2 separate regions of the Homo sapiens genome follow, and region 2 is linked to region 1. Evidence: read pairs that join two places in POLR2A ChIA-PET (ENCODE). Cell type or tissue: OCI-LY7. All regions are shown on one strand.

Region 1 (8,000 bases):
CTGTCGCCCAGGTTGGAGTGCAGTGGTGTGATCTCGGCTCACTGCAACCTCCGCCTCCCAGGTTCAAGCAATTCTCCTGCCTCAGCCTCCCAGGTAGCTGGAACTACAAGTGCCCACCACCATGCCTGGCTGATTTTTGTGTTTTTAGTAGACGGGGTTTCACTATGTTGGCCAGGCTGGTCTCGAACTCCTGACCTTGTGATCTGCCTGCCTCGGCCTTCCAAAGTGCTGGGATTACAGGCTTGAGCCACCACACCCAGCTTCTTTGTTTTTGAGAGCTTGAGTCTCCCTCTGTCACCCAGGCTCACTGCAGCTTCAAACCCCTGGGCTCAGGCAATCCTCCTGCCTCAGCCTCACAAGTAGCTAGAGCTATAGGTGCCTGCCACCATGCCCAGCTAATTTCTAAATTCTTGTAGGAATGGGGTCTTGCTATGTTGCCCAGGCTGGTCTGGAATTCCTGGCTTCTAGTGATTTTCTTGCCTCAACCTCCCAAGATGCTGGGATTACAGGTGTTGGCCACTGCACCAGGCCATAAACTATTTTTTTTTAATAAGTCATTCCTTTATTTGAAGCATTTTTCCATGTCCTAAATCTTCACCTTTTGAGAGTTTAAAAAAATCTTCATGTGGCAGGATTTTCAGATCCCCTTGTTATATTGCTTTTAGACTGATTTCTAAAACTGTGAAGACAATAGTCCAGATTTGGTCTGACCAACAGAGTATATTGAAATGCATGTACGTATCCTTCATTCTATATGCTATTCTTTAATAATTTCAGCATTAATATTTTGGCACCACGTTACTCTGTGTACTTGTTGAGTCTGCAGATTTCTAAACTCCCGAGGACTGTTCCACATGAAGTACCATTATGTTAGGTCTTTGATTTCTCCAACTTGTGCTTGTTGATTTTTTGTTATTGTTGTAAGAATGAACGTGAATTTATCCCTAGAAAACTTCATACTGTTATTGAGGCTATGTTCCAGCATATGTAGATATTTTAAAAATTGAATTCTGTCATTCAGCATTTTAGATACTCTACCCAGGTTTTTGTAAAGTGTACAAGTCTGATAAACCTTGAATTAAAATTATTTAGTAAAAATGTTGAAAAGGCCAGGTGCCTTTGAATCTGAGAGGCGGAGGTTGCAGTGAGCCGAGATCACGCCACTGCACTCCGGCCTGGGTGACAGAGCGAGACTCCATATTATTTTATTTAATTTATTTATTTTTTATTGTTGAGACAGAGTCTTGCTCTGTCACCCAGTATGGAGCGCAGTGGCGTGATCTTGGCTCACTGCAACCTCTGCCTCCCAGTTTCAAGCAATTCTCCTGCCTCAGCCTCTCAAGTAGCTGGGATAACAGGTGCCTGCCACCATGCCTGGCTAATATTTTTGTATTTTTAGTGGAGATGGGATTTTACCATGTTGGACAGGTGGGTCTCAAACTCCTGACCTCAGGTGATCTATCCACCTCAGCCTCCCAAAATGCTGGGATTACAGGTGTAAGCCCCCGCGCCCAGCCAATACTCCATCTTAAAAAAAAAAAAAAAAAAAAAAAAAAATTGAAAGGGATTATATAAGAAATGAGATTTCCAACATATGTTATTAGTGGCATTCTTCTAGGTTAAAAGTTACCACTTTTCTTCATTCCTGCCTTTTAGTTAGCTATTATTTCACATTTTATTTAATTCATGGGTCAACAAACTTTACCTATAAAGGGCCAGGGGATAAATATTTTAGGCTTTGTGGGCCATACGTCTTTCTTGCATCTACTCTTCTCTGCTCTTGTAGCATGAAAGCAGCCATAAATGAATGAGCATGGGCTATGTTCCAGCAAAACTTTATTTACAAAAACAGGCTGCAGGCTGGATTTGGCCTGTAGTTTGCTGGTCCTTGTTTCAGACATTCCTGTCATGATCCCCTATTTGTCACAAGAGACTGTCATATGCTTAGCTAAAATCCAGATGACTTGGCCGGGCGTGGTGGCTCACACCTGTAATCCTAGCACTTTGGGAGGCCAAGACGGGCAGATTGTCTGAGCTCAGGAGTTTGAGACCAGCCTGGGCAACATGGTGAAACCCCATCTCTACTAAAATACAAAAAATCGTCCAGACGTGGTGGCGATTGCCTATAATCCCAGCTACTCAGGAGGCTGAGGCACAAGAATTGCTTGAACCTGGGAGGCGGAGGTTGCAGTGAGCCGAGTACCACTTAACTCCAGCCTGGGCAACAAAGTGAAACTATGTCTCAAAAAAAAAAAAAATCCCGATGACTTGATATGTGGGTCTAGTTATGTAACCCTAAGTAATGAGATTGTATGATGTGGTATGATCTTAGTATATCCAAACTGATATCTAGAGATCACTAGTTCAAGAGCTCACAGACCATTTGTTTAATAAATTATTTGAATATATGGTTTCTAGGGATATCTTTAATTTGCCAGACAGAGAACTTGAGAATCAACCCTATTTCTTTACAGTTAAAAATAAAAATAACATGTGGCTATATGAGGTATTCTAGCATATCAAAGATTGCTGAGAATTAGATGATCATAGGAAAGAACCATAGAATTTAACTTCTAGTATATAAGTTACTACTAATGAAAATAGTATTTAAAACTGGAAAAACTGAACATAAATGCTTAAGAAGGAAATTGATGTTTAGGAAAGGTAAAGGCCAGGCACAGTGGTTCACGCTTGTAATCCCAGCACTTTTGGAGGTTGAGGCAGGAGGATAGATGGAGCCCAGGAGTTTGAGACCAGCCTGGGTAGCATAGCAAGACATCATCTCTACAAAAAATTTAAAAAAAGAAACAAAGAAAGAAAGGTGAGATACCCTGGGGAATATAGCAAGACCTCATCTCTACTAAAAATAAAAAAAATATTAGCTGGGTGTGGTGGTGCATCCCAGCTACTTGGAAGGCTGAGGTGGGAGGATTGTTTGAGCCTAGGACATTGAGGCTATAGTGAGCTATTATTGTGCCATTGGGCAACAGTGGACAAAAAAAACCAAAAAAAAGGTGAGAGAATAAGAGGGCACAAAGCTGCTCTGAGGAAGCTTAGTTCACCAGATCTAGATATACTAGCAGTTGAGTTCTGTATTTTCTTTCTTTTGTTTTTAACCTATTGAATTATACTTTTTTTTTTCCTTCTGAGACAGACTCTCACTCTCTCAACCAGGCTGGAGTATAATGGCGTGATCTTGGCTCACTGCAACCTCTGCCTCCTGGGTTCAATCCATTCTCCTGCCTCAGCCTTCTGAGTAGCTGGGATTACAGGCACTTGCCACCACGCCTGGCTAATTTTTGTATTTTTAGTAAAGACAGGGTTTTGCCGTGTTGGCCAGGCTGGTCTCGAACTCCTGACCTCAAGTGATCTGCCTGCCTTGGCCTCCCAAAGTGCTAGGATTACAGGCATGAGCTACTGCGCCTGGCCTTTGTTTTTGTTTTTGTTTTTTTTTAAAGACAAGGTCTTGCTCTTTCGCCCAGGCTGGAGTGTAGTGGCGCAATCTCTGCCCAGTGCAACCTCTGCCTCCCGTGTTCAAGCGATTCTCCCACATCAGCCTCCTGAGTAGCTGGGATTACAGGTGCGTGCTACCATGCCTGGCTAATTTTTTGTACTTTTAGTAGAGACAGGGTTTCGCCATGTTGGGCAGGCTGGTCTTGAACTCCTGACCTCAGGTGATCCATCCACCTTGGCCTCTAAAGTTCTGGGATTATAGGCGTGAGCCACCCATGCCTGGCCAGAAAAATCTGAAGCTAACAGGAGTGGGGTATGAATATATTTTCTCTTTCATGGTAGTATTACTCCATCTGTTTCAAGAGCTAGCTTGCTCGCTCCTTTTTTTTTTTTTTTTTTTTTTTTTTTTTTTTTGTGACAAGGACTCACCTAAGCCGGAGTACGGTGGTGTGAACACGGCTCACTGCAGCCTCAACCTCCAGAGCTCAAGTGATCCTCATGCCTTAGCTTCCTTTGTAGCTGGGACCACAGGCTTGAACCACCATGCCTGGCTGTGTTTAAAATTTTTTTGTAGAAACTGGGTCTCTCTTTGTTGCCCAGGCTGGTCTTGAACTCCTGGGCTCAAGCAATCCTCCCAGTTTCAGACTGGTGACCTTCTAGTGAATAGGGTCTCTAGGTTTGTTTTTTAAATTTTTGAATTATTTGCCATCCATTTATATTTACAGATCTAAAAATTTTACATAAAAATGTAAATCCCAGACTTTTCATGAAAAAAGAAAATCAGAATGCCTAACAGAAAACAGCTGGCACTGAGCAGCACACTTCCTCTTTAGGTGCATGTACCTTCCGGTTTACCATAATCCCCACTGTTTCTTATATATTATAATGTTACTTGCCTGACCCCTGTAGCATTTAAATTCAGGAACTTTGGTATTATGTGACCAAAAGAGTTTTAAGAATGGAACTCTGGAGTGGGTGGTAGAGAAGGTAAGTCATAGAGGAGGCCCCACTGACAGAATGGTGTATCAGAAGCCAAGAAGAGAAAAATTGTTTGGAGCTGGGGGGTTTATATGTGTTTTTTCTTATTTAGAGATAGGATCTCATTCTGTCACTCAGGCTAGAATGTGGTGGTACAATATTAGCTCACTGCAGCTTCGAATTCCTGGGCTCAAGTGATTCTCCCACCTCAGCCTTCAGAGTAGTTAGGACCGCAGGTGTCTACCAGCATACCTGGTTATTATTTTTTTTTACTTTTGGTAGAGATAGAATCTTGCTATATTGCCCAGGCTGGTCTTGAATGCCTGGCCTCAAGTGATCCTCCTGCCTCGGCCTCCCAAAGTGCTGAGATTGTAAGCATGAGCCACCATGCCTCGCCCTGAGAGTTTTAAGAGTTTTAAGAATGAGAGAATGGTCAGCTGTGTCAAAAACTAGAGAAAACAAGTAGGAAGACTAAAACACACCATTAGATTTGACACTAGATCAATAGTGAGAGCAGTTTTAATATAGTAATGGGCTTGCTAAGTGAATGGGAGCAAGAAGTTACAGCTAGCAAGTATGACCTACTCTAAAAGGGTCTCTGGTGGGGAAGAGAAGAGGGTGGTAGCTCTTCTGTGTGTTTTTATGTCTTATGTCTTCCTTTATTTTGCATGTCTGTTTGAAATCAGAGTTCATCACCAAATTCCCTGTGTAGCCTTACTGGTTTCTTTAAATTTAAAGTGGCTGGGAAGTGGGGATGATGGTCTCCAATGACAAGAAGGTGGATTGCATGGAGTAAGCAGTGGGGAAGGGAGGGATTTGAGAGTGTCACAGAACATGAGATTAGGAAGGTGGGTTGGAGTTAAATTATGAATGGCCTTTATCCTAAAGAAGTTAGGATTTTATGCAGAAGGCAATGAAATCCAGTATCATTTTTATGTATCATTTATTTTTAGTAACATGATTTTAGAACTGGGGTTGGGAAGACCTGTGGCAGGCAGATCAAATTATGAAACTTGTGTATCTTTTTAAGAGATGGTGATTGTTTAGTGGAGTAATCTAAAGCCTGCGGTAAGATGGAGAGAGCTGACCAGATTTAAAAGATGCTTATAAGATATTTCTGAGTTAGATTCAAAAAGATTAGGAAGGCAGAGTTCATGTTTACTTTATTAGCATATTTTACCAACATGTGGTACAGTTTATGGTGATCAGTAGATGTTTTTCAGAATGAATGAATGAATATCTGTTATTGTGTTGTCAGAATTTCCTCTCATCCCTTTGAAGTTTTTACTTTTTGTAGTTTCCTTTTCAGGGTATACCTTTATGCTGAACTCTCTGGGTACGTTTCGGTCAGTCTTAAATATATAATTAACTAGGTCCAATCATTTTTTTTAAAAAAAAGTATTATTAATTATAAAATGTATGGTCACAGCCAGGCGCAGTGGCTCACACCTGTAATCCCAGCACTTTGGGAGGCTGAGGCAGGTGGATCACTTGAAGTCAGAAGCTCGAGACCAGCCTGAATAACATGGTGAAACCCCGTCTCTATTAAAAATACAAAAAAAAATTAGCCAGGCATGGTGGCGTGCACCTGTAATCCCAGCTACTCAGGAGGCTGAGGCAGGAGAATCACTTGAACTTGGGAGGCGGAGGTTGCAGTGAGCTGAGATCATGCCACTGTACTCCAGCCTGGGTGAGAGAGCAAGACTGTGTCTCACAAAAAAAAAAAAAATAAAAAATAAAGTATAGTCAACTTTCTTTTTCACTTTGATTTATAGCTAGTTCTTGCCTGTTGGTTGACCTAAGTCCATGGTAGCATTTCTGAAAGAAGAAGTGGTTGCTACAACAATTTAAGCATCTGTGAGATGTTTGGGTTTAGCAAATGAACGTAATAGCAGTGGTCATTGTAGTAAATGTGCATCAGAAATGCATCGCACTGATCTATCGTGTGCCTCTACCATAGTAGCATTTCACTTTTCTCCTTTTAACCCTACTCAAATATGTACTGTCATCCTTATAATATGGCAAGGAACTACCATGTTGAATACCTACTATTTGCTAGATGTAGTAGTATGCATTTTATATACATTACCACATTGAATTCTTCTTATCAGCTACATTTTACTCATAAGGAATGTGACTTTCAAAAGAATAAATGTGTTCATAATCATAGTCGAGTAGTGGCTGAACTGGGATTTTTGGCTCGGGTTATTGTTCCCCAAAGACAGGCTTGCTTTTTTTTTTTTTTTTTGCTATTATGTGTGTGTGTGTGTGTGTATTACAGTATACATATATACATATACATATGTATTAGTACATATTTCACCATTAGTTCATATCTCCAGAAATATTTATTTTGCCATACTCGATTTTATTTGAATATTTCCCACCTTCAACAACTTTTTTTCCTTTTATTCTAGGTTTTATCATATAAATTTACTTATAATACACACAACTCATTGTGTAATATTTGTGTGTGCGTGTGTGTGTGTGTGTGTGTGTGTGTGTGTGTGTGTGTGTGATGGAGTCTCGCTCTGTCGCCCAGGCTGGAGTGCAGTGGTGTGATCATGACTCAACTGCAGCCTTGACCTCCCAGGCTCAAGCAATTCTCCTGCCTCAGCCTCCCAAATAGCTGGGATTACAAGCGCCTACCATGACGCCTGGCTAATTTTTTGTATTTTTGGTCGAGACAGGGTTTCACCATGTTGGCCAGGCTGGCCTTGAACTCCTGACCTCAAGTGATCCTCCTGCCTTGGCCTCCCAAAGTGCTGGGATTACAACACCCAGCCCTGTTTAATAACGTATAGATTTCAAGTACTTTGAGGCAGTTTTTATAAAAGTAAAGAAAATAAATTTATACATTATTGATTTCTGTTTCTCAGGTTTTGATGGACATGTTTGATCAGGATGACATAGGTTTGGTTTCTCTCTGTGAAGATGAACCTAGTTCTTCTGGTGAATTAAACTACTATGATCTTGTCAGAACTGAAATCGCAGAAGAAAGACAGTATCTACGGGAATTAAATATGATCATAAAAGTGTTTCGAGAAGCCTTTCTTTCTGATAGAAAGCTGTTTAAACCTTCTGTAAGTACCTTTTTGGGTTTGAAATTCTGTGTACCCCAAAAAACCAGACCAGCTTAAAATCATAAATAGTCACTTTTTTTTATTTTTTTGAGACGGAGTCTTGCTCTGTTGCCCAGGCTGGAGTGCAGTGGCGTGATCTCAGCTCGCACCACTGCAGCCTCCACCTCCCGGGTTCAAGCAATTCCTGCCTCAGCCTCCTGAGTAGCTGGGATTAGAGGCATGCACCACCACAATCGGCTAATTTTTTTATATTTTTAGTAGAGATGGGGTTTCTTCATATTGGCCAGGCTGGTCTCAAACTGCCGACCTCAAGTGATCCACCTGCCTTGGCCTCGCAAAGTGCTGGGATTATACGCATGATCCACTGCACCCAGCCCATAAATAGTAACTTTAAATACTTTATGAGTACATTAAAAATACTTTCATGTATTTGTGGGCTTTATAAACATGTGAATTGTTATATAATAGGTACAGTGACAATGAAAA
Region 2 (8,000 bases), 410 kb before region 1:
AATTGAGTTTTTACCTTTATCTCACAAAGATAATTTGAATATCTGTGTAAGGTCTAAGGTCTTGCTGGGCTTTTAAGTGTATGAAAATGGTTAATAAACATGCTGTAGGTGAAAACTGGGCTGAATTAACTCCAGAAAGTGAAGTACTTGACACTGAGGACATGGAAGAGAAGATAATAAATGTAAATAGTCCTAAAATATATGCTCAAGAAAGAAATAAGCCTTCTAAGAGAAGTCAAGTTTGTGTGAAGGAAAGTTTTTTTTTAGGGTTTATGCTTCCTACTTTCCTATTACAGGCCAACCTTAATCTACTAACTATCTGTACACAGAAATGTACATAGAAATGGTGCCCTATCTCTCTGCTACCAGAACCTTCTGCCATAGATGCTGTCTGCTGGAGTGTGCCCAGTGGCTAAATCTGTCCTCAAATATGTGCTTGAGAATGACATAGAGAGTGCAGATTCCCTGGTCTAAACACAGGGATTCCAATTCAGCAGAACTGTGGCATGGCTCAGAAATGATTCTAACCCAGGTGCCTAAAACACCTGCTTCTGCATCAATCATCAAGGCTACAGATATGCTGCAGCCCCATCTCTTCTCTGTGAGCCATACAGCCTAAATCCTGCTAAAATTCCCAACTACCTCAGGGCTCTGGGCCTCAAAAAGGTCCAGAAATCATCAAATATATTCAGGACTCTGCCTTAAAGGAACCAAGGCTCAGGAACTTCGTGACCACTATTTAAATTTGCTGTAGATTAAACAGGATTTTGCAGACCGGCCTACTAGAAACAGACCCACCATGTCGAAATGCCACTGAGAAATGTATTGACATCTAAAACACGAACTCAAGTGAATCTTGAGACTATAATACACTTTAGTAAATGGGGAATGTTTCTATTTCTTCATAGCCTACATAATTAGAAGGCATGAAGTGATTAAATCGTAAACTCCTGGGCTGCTATTGCCAAAGGGTACATTTAAAGGTATAATACAGGGTCTTCTTAGTAAGGGGGATCTGTTTTTAGCATAGACCCCATAACAAGCTTACTGTTGTTAGCACATGACGGAGTGGAAACCCTCTCCACCACCACAGCCCAGCAGAACTGAGAGGACAAGAGTGACAAGCACACACACAGAGCTCCTCAGAGTCATACAAGTGGAAAATGAGCCTTTCCTGGGGAAACAAGTAACTGGCGGCTGGTCATTTAGCAGAGCATTAGAGGAAGACAGCCTTGCTTGGTGTTGATAAGCAGCCTGCATTTAGAGTGAACTTCAAATAATGTCTGACAACATCAAAAATATCCAGAATTAGTCGTAGGGATCCTGCCCCAAGGATGTGATCATCCCAATACAGAACAATGTGGGGCCAGGTGTGGCTCATGCAAGTCTAAATGACCAAGAAAGAAAAACTCATAACATACCAATATAGACACAAATCTATCGCACGTGACAAGACATTTTCACTAGGTTCTTAGAGCAAACTGGGTGTTATTACTCAAATAAAACTTGCACAGTTATTACATACAGCCATGTTTAAATTAATGGAAAAATATTGTCATTCTCAACAAAAACTGGAAGTCCTAAGGTAAAGAAGCTAATATAAAGAACCTAGTTATTTTATAGATAGATATGTTAATAAAGTAGCTCCTGCCAGATTTTTATACTTTAAATTCAAATGCTCATAGTGAGCAAAACAGGTGAGAAAATAACTAATGTCACTTAGAGAACTCTATACTATGTCTTAATGTGAATTATACTTCCTGGGCGTGCTACATAGTTTAGAGCTGGCTCATTAGAGGTTGCAAAAAACAGTTGTTAAATTTTGAGGAATTTTTGCAAGTTGGTTGACGTCATGGTAGCTTGAAATTGGCCATGGTAAAAGTATTTACACCATAAAAATTAGCAAATAATATATATCAGGCTCACCTCCTCCCTCCTCCCCAACCAGTTTTAAACATTTTGCCAGCACACCACTGGTTACACTTGCACTTCAATATTGCTTTTAAACTGAATTCATTTAGCTTTTAATTCTCTCTTTTAAACCATGGTTTTTAAATACACGAACATATTTTTGTTTGCTTGATTACAGCTTGATATAAATTGTTTTTTTAAAGAATCAAGTTAATATGTTAATTCAGCTATTCATTTTCCCAGCTAATTGTCTTCATATTTGTTGTTTATTATAGGTCTGTTTATTATTCATAATTGTACTGTATTTCAGAGTTAAGAATTCTTCTATTTTAAATTTGTTTAAATTAATTTTGTCTATTTATTTATTTTTTGAGATACGGTCTCACTCTGTTGCCCAGGCTGGAGTGCAGCGGTGCAATCATAGCTCACTGCAGCCTCAAACGCCAGGGCTCAAGTGATCCTCCCACTTCAGCCCCGCTCCAAATAGCTGGGACTACAGGCGCTGTAGTTCTTTGTGGATTTTTTTTCTTTCACTTTTTGTAGAGATAGAGTCTCACTATGTTGCTCAGGCTCATCTCAAACTTCTGGTCTCCAAGCAATTTTCCTGCCTCCTCCTCCCAAAGTACTGGAATTGCAGGCATGAGCCACCACACCTGGCCTTAGTTTAATTTTAATATAAAATTATTTTTAAAATTTCATTATCCCTCACCTTACTTTCTCAGGCAATGTTTAAAATTTCCCCACACTTTTACCCAAATGAATAAAGCTGTTAACTTATCAGAGAGAAGAGGATAGAAGTGACCTGCTAAAAAAGATTGCTAAATCGAAATTTCATTTAGAAGTTATTTTACTTTGCAATTTTTTGCTATGCTTTTTCTAACTGAAATTTGAATTATTTAACTCATATATGTTTTGAAATTTGAATGTATTTGCATTTTATCTTTTGATTTTATAATGTATTTTTTGTTTTGGATTTGGTTGCTTTAATCTAAAATACTATAAAATAACTTTGGATGCCACCTTTACTACTTAATGAGCTTCGCATTTCAATTTCAGGTAGTTAAGAGTTACAAGTCCAAACATGTTTAGGAGTCATTGTTGACTCAGTCAGCGAAAACTTTTTTCTTGTCACTGACATTTCATAATGTCAACAGTTTACTAACTAGGGTAATCTCTTAAAGTTTTTTTCATTGTTTGTTTTCAACTCTTTTTTTTTTTTTTAACCAAAAGCCGCAACTCTATCAATCTTTATCTCTCATCTGTTTTATTGGAGCATTGATTGGTCTTTTCCAGTTTTAATGTTTCTGGCAAAATGTAAGGAGCAGTGACATCTGCTGGTAAGACCTAAAGTCCCTTTCTGTAATTTACAATGGAGTTCCCTACTCTGGTTTGCCAGTGGTTCTGAGTAACAAGTTAGAGAAGAAAATCAAAACAATAGCCTAATTACCATATAGCACTTCAACGATCAACCTAACAAATGATAAAAAAAAAAAAAGACAACAGAGTCTAGTACATATTGTAAATCATATAGAAGACTGCAAGCAAGGCTGGTTTTATTCTACCTCACCTCCTCCCCACACCAGGTTCCTGAGCCCTCAGGAGAATTCATACCCCTTCATCACAGCATACATCATCTCTCCATGCTACTTTACTTCATCATATTTTTCCCAGATCCTCACTCCCATTCCTCAACTATTCATTCCCACCCACATTCACTTTAATATATATTATAATATGCATAAATAGTATCATGTTATAAATCTCACACTTTTTTCTGCTTACTTCTGTACAAATTTTAACACTCTATTCATGCTACTCTATGCACTTTTGGTTCATTGCCTTTAGATGTTGCAAAGTATTCCAGAGTATGCTTTTCCCCATATTTTTATGTATCTGTTCTGCTAGTGATGGACACCTAAGTTGTCTCCAAATTCCTGCTACTATTACTCTATCAATAAATATCCTTATATATTTCCTCTGCTCCATGGAATGGCTGCTCCAATCTGCACTTTCAACAATAGGGCCTGAGTGTTCCCATTTTCCCAAATCCTAGCTTTCATTGGTATTATCTCCATGTTCTACTTTTTGCCTATTTAATGAGTGTAAAGTGGTATTTCATTGTTGTTTTAATATTTATCTAATTATCAGTGAGACTTGACATCCCTTCAAAAATGTATTAGCCATTCAGGTTTCCTTTCTGTGACTTGTCTATTAATATTCTTTGCCTGTTTTCTGATTGGGAACCAGGTTTTGGTTACTTGCAAAAGTTTCCTGTATGTTCTGCTTAGTAATCTTTTGTTGACTTTGACATTGTCAATGTCTTCTACCAATCTGTTCATTTTGATTATAAAGTCATTTGATAAATACAAATACTTAATTTTGATGTAGTAATATGCATCAATTTTTTACTACATGGTTTATTTTAGAGGGTCTAATAAATGTTTCTTCACCTCAGTTCAGAAAAATATTCTCCAGCACTTTCTTCTATTAGCTTTATAGTTTTAACTTGCATATTTAGTTCTTTGATCCATCTGGAGATTACTTCTATTACAGTATTTAGTAAAAATCCAGCTCTTTCTTCAAATAGTGAACTTGTTTTTCCAAACCCAACTATTAACCCATTTATTTCCCACCAGTTTATGATGCCACCTCTATTGACTACCAGGCTCCCATATATATATGAGTGTATTTAAACTGTTTAGTTCCACTGAGCTTTGCTCTTGTATCTGTGTAGGACCTCACCATTTTCATTGCTATGGCTTTTTAGTGTGTATTGAGCCCTCTAATTCAGATCGTCTTCTTAAAAACTGACTTAAGGCCGGGCACAGTGGCTCACACCTGTAATCCCAGCACTTTCGGAGGCCGAGGCGGGCAGATAACCTGAGGTCAGGAGTTCGAGACCATCCTGGCTAACATGGTGAAACCCCATCTCTACTAAAAGCACAACAAAATTAGCTGGGCATGATGGCGGGCACCTGTAATCCCAGCTACTTGGGAGGCTGAAGCAGGAGAATCGCTTGAACCCGGGAGGCAGAGGTTGTAGTGAGCCGAGATCATGACATTGCATGCATTCCATCCCGGACAACAAGAGCAAGACTCCGTCTCAAAAAAAAATAAAAATAAAAATAAAATAACCTGACTCTTAAATCAAAACAAGACTTAATTCTTCCATATGAGTTGTAGAAAATATACAAAAATCCTATTGTAATTTCAATTATAATTGCACTGAGTTTGACTAATTTGTTGAGAATGAAATTCTCCACAACATTAAATCATACCATCTGTGATCATATTATATCTCTTTGGTTTATACAATTTTTTCTCTATGGTCTTTAATAGACCTTTGAATTTTTCTCCAGAAAGGTCTTTATATTTTGGTGGCTAATTACTAAAGATTTTTGTTTTGTTTTGCTATTGTGAATGGTATATATATTTTAAAACTTATATTTGCTAGCTGTAATTGCTGGTTTTAAGAAACGCTATTGGCCGGGTGCGGTGGCTCACGCCTGTAATCCCAGCACTTTGGGAGGCCGAGACGGATGGATCATGAGGTCAGGAGATCAAGACCATCCTGGTTAACATGGTGAAACCCTGTCTCTACTAAAAACACAAAAAAATTAGCTGGGTGTGGTGGCGGGCACCTGTAGTCTCAGCTACTCGGGAGGCTGAGGCAGGAGAATGGCGTGAATCCCAGAGGTGGAGCTTGCAGTGAGCCGAGATCGCACCACTGCACTCCAGCCTGGGCGACAGAGTGAGACTCCGTCTCAAAAAGAAAAAAAATAAACACTATTGACCTTTTAAAATTTAAAAATGTTATCACATAATATGATACCTACAAAAGAATGCATGTAACATATATATATATGCTATTAAGCAGATTAATAAAATAAATACTTGTGAACCCACAAACCTGCTTAAATAATTGAAAATGCCAATAACATTGAAGCTTCCTGTGTGTCCCTTCCTGATACATCCCCATTTCTCCTCTCCGGTAGTAAATACTACTTTAATTTTGCTTTTTAAATAGTTTTATCACACGTGTTTATATTCTTAACATATTGTTTAGTTTTGCTCATTTTGGACCTTTATAAAAAATGCTATCCTACTGTAAATAGTCTTTGGCAACTAGCTTTTTTCCAATCCACATTATGTTTTTAAAATTGATCCATCCTGAGACATATAGCTTTTATAAATGTTCTTTCTTATTTTCATTAGGTTTTGTCTGTTATTCTTTTTTCTTTTTTCTTTTTTTTTTTTTGTTTGTTTTTTTGAGACAGAGTCTTGCTCTGTCGCCCAGGCTAGAGTGCAATGGTGCAATCTTGGCTCACTGCAACCTCCACTCCCAGGTTCAAGTGATTCTCCTGTCTCAGCCTCCGGAGTAGCTGGAATTACAGGTGCCCGCCACCATGCCCAGCTAATTTTTGTATTTTTAGTAGAGACGGGGTTTCACCATATTGGTCAGGCTGGTCTTGAACTCCTGACCTCAAGCAATCCACCCACCTTAGCCTCCCAAAGTGCTGGGATTACAGGTGTGAGCCAATGTGCCCAGCCTACTTTTTCTTCTTAATTTGTACTTATCACTAATTTTCTGCCTTTCTTCTTCTCTAATATAAAACTTTTATGGCTATATTTTTTTCCCTCTAAGTACCATTTTCATGATAGCATTTAATGTTCAATATGTGTGTTTTCTTTCAAGCACTCAATTTGCAGTATTTTCATATAACTATTATGAGTTTAACTTAACCCATGAATTATTTTTGAAGTGTGTGCTTAAATTTCCAAAATATGCTTTTTAAAATGAGCACTTTCTTACTAACTTTTAACTAAATTGTCCTATGATGACAGAATGAGGTCAGTATGAATTCAATCCTTCGAAAATTGTGGAGACCTGCTTTGTGGCTTAATATGTGGTAAACTTTTGTACATACACCTTGCATGCTTAAGAGTAATGTGTTTTCTTTGTTACTTACACTATTCTATGCATGTACCATAAAGCAAGCTTGTTAGCCCTAGGTTTCACATCTTCTGTATTGTTACTCATTTTCTGTTTACTTGACTTATCAATAGTTAGGAGCTGTGTTTCAGTGGATTTACTTATTTCTTCTTATGGTTCTATTGATCTTTATATATTTTGAGGCTATATGTCATACAAATTTAGAATTTTTTTTTTTTAAGAGACACCATCTCTCACTATGTTGCCCAGGCTGGACTCAAACTCTTGGGGTCAAGTGATCCTCCCACCACAGCTATCCGAGTAGCTGGGATTACAGGAATGTGCTACCATGCCTGACTAGAATTCTTGTATTTTCCTGGTGAAATAACCTTTTATTATTATGAACTTCTCTATTCTAAATAATTCTTATAGACTTGAAGTCTCACAAAAATATAGACACTTGTTTTCCTTCACTTAGTATGTGCCTGATCTATCTTTTTCCATCCTTTTATTTTCAAATGAACACATTCTTATGTTTAATACATCTCATAAGATATGGCTGGATGTTTAATTTTTGTACATAAATGAGGCTGGGCCCAGGGGCTCACACCTGTAATCCCAGCACTTTGAGAGTCACTTTGAGTTCAGGAAAAAAAAAAAGCTGACATTTTGCCTGGAACCAGAATGCCTAATTCATCTTTCATTTCCACATCTCTTTTTTAAAAAATAATTCTTAAAAATTCGATTTCCTCATTTCCATCTCATTCTATATTGCATCAAATAGCATAAAATAGTTCAAAAATGGTTTCTCAATGAAATAAAAAGAGAAGGAAACATGACCCTAATTAATATACCTGGTTACAGTCTTCAGGAAAATCTAGTAAGAATTTACCATCATTTAACACTCGCTCACCTGAAATGGCTTCAGGAATGTTTCCTCCATTGCCAGTCTGCCATACTCAGTGAAAAGCTAGAAAAAAAATTACACACACACACATACACAGAGAGAGAGAGAGAGAGAGAGAGAACTTTAGCACCTGCAAAGTTTTAATTCTTGGCTTTCTTTCATTTACTTTTCCCTCTAGGTATAACAGAATATTACATTAAGAAGATTCTAATAATCATTTTTAGGAAATAAGCATTGGATAGGTAAAGC

The links. ChIA-PET counts read pairs that join two places held together with the same protein. Peaks named below come from ENCODE experiments on the same cell type or tissue, not always from the same donor. Only the 100,000 strongest peaks of a DNase experiment are listed, where the experiment ranks them.
Region 2: POLR2A ChIA-PET joins it to region 1 with 14 read pairs; 2 of 35 experiments call an interaction of 5 or more read pairs at or near these places.

What each region holds. Positions count from the first base shown.
Region 1 is chr14:50,188,011-50,196,010 of GRCh38, reverse strand. SOS2 (SOS Ras/Rho guanine nucleotide exchange factor 2) reads left to right here. Exons shown (of 23, transcript NM_006939.4): 5 at 7,311-7,514. Among named protein-coding and RNA genes, the nearest start is that of SOS2, 40 kb to the left of the region's middle. In OCI-LY7, no CTCF peak of the experiment used is centred here; a DNase peak (open chromatin) is centred at 4,290.
Region 2 is chr14:50,595,390-50,603,389 of GRCh38, reverse strand. It overlaps ATL1 (atlastin GTPase 1), which reads right to left. Exons shown (of 14, transcript NM_015915.5): 6 at 7,758-7,814. Among named protein-coding and RNA genes, the nearest start is that of ATL1, 39 kb to the right of the region's middle. In OCI-LY7, CTCF peaks have their summits at 3,025 and 3,239 (motif pointing left); a DNase peak (open chromatin) is centred at 3,249.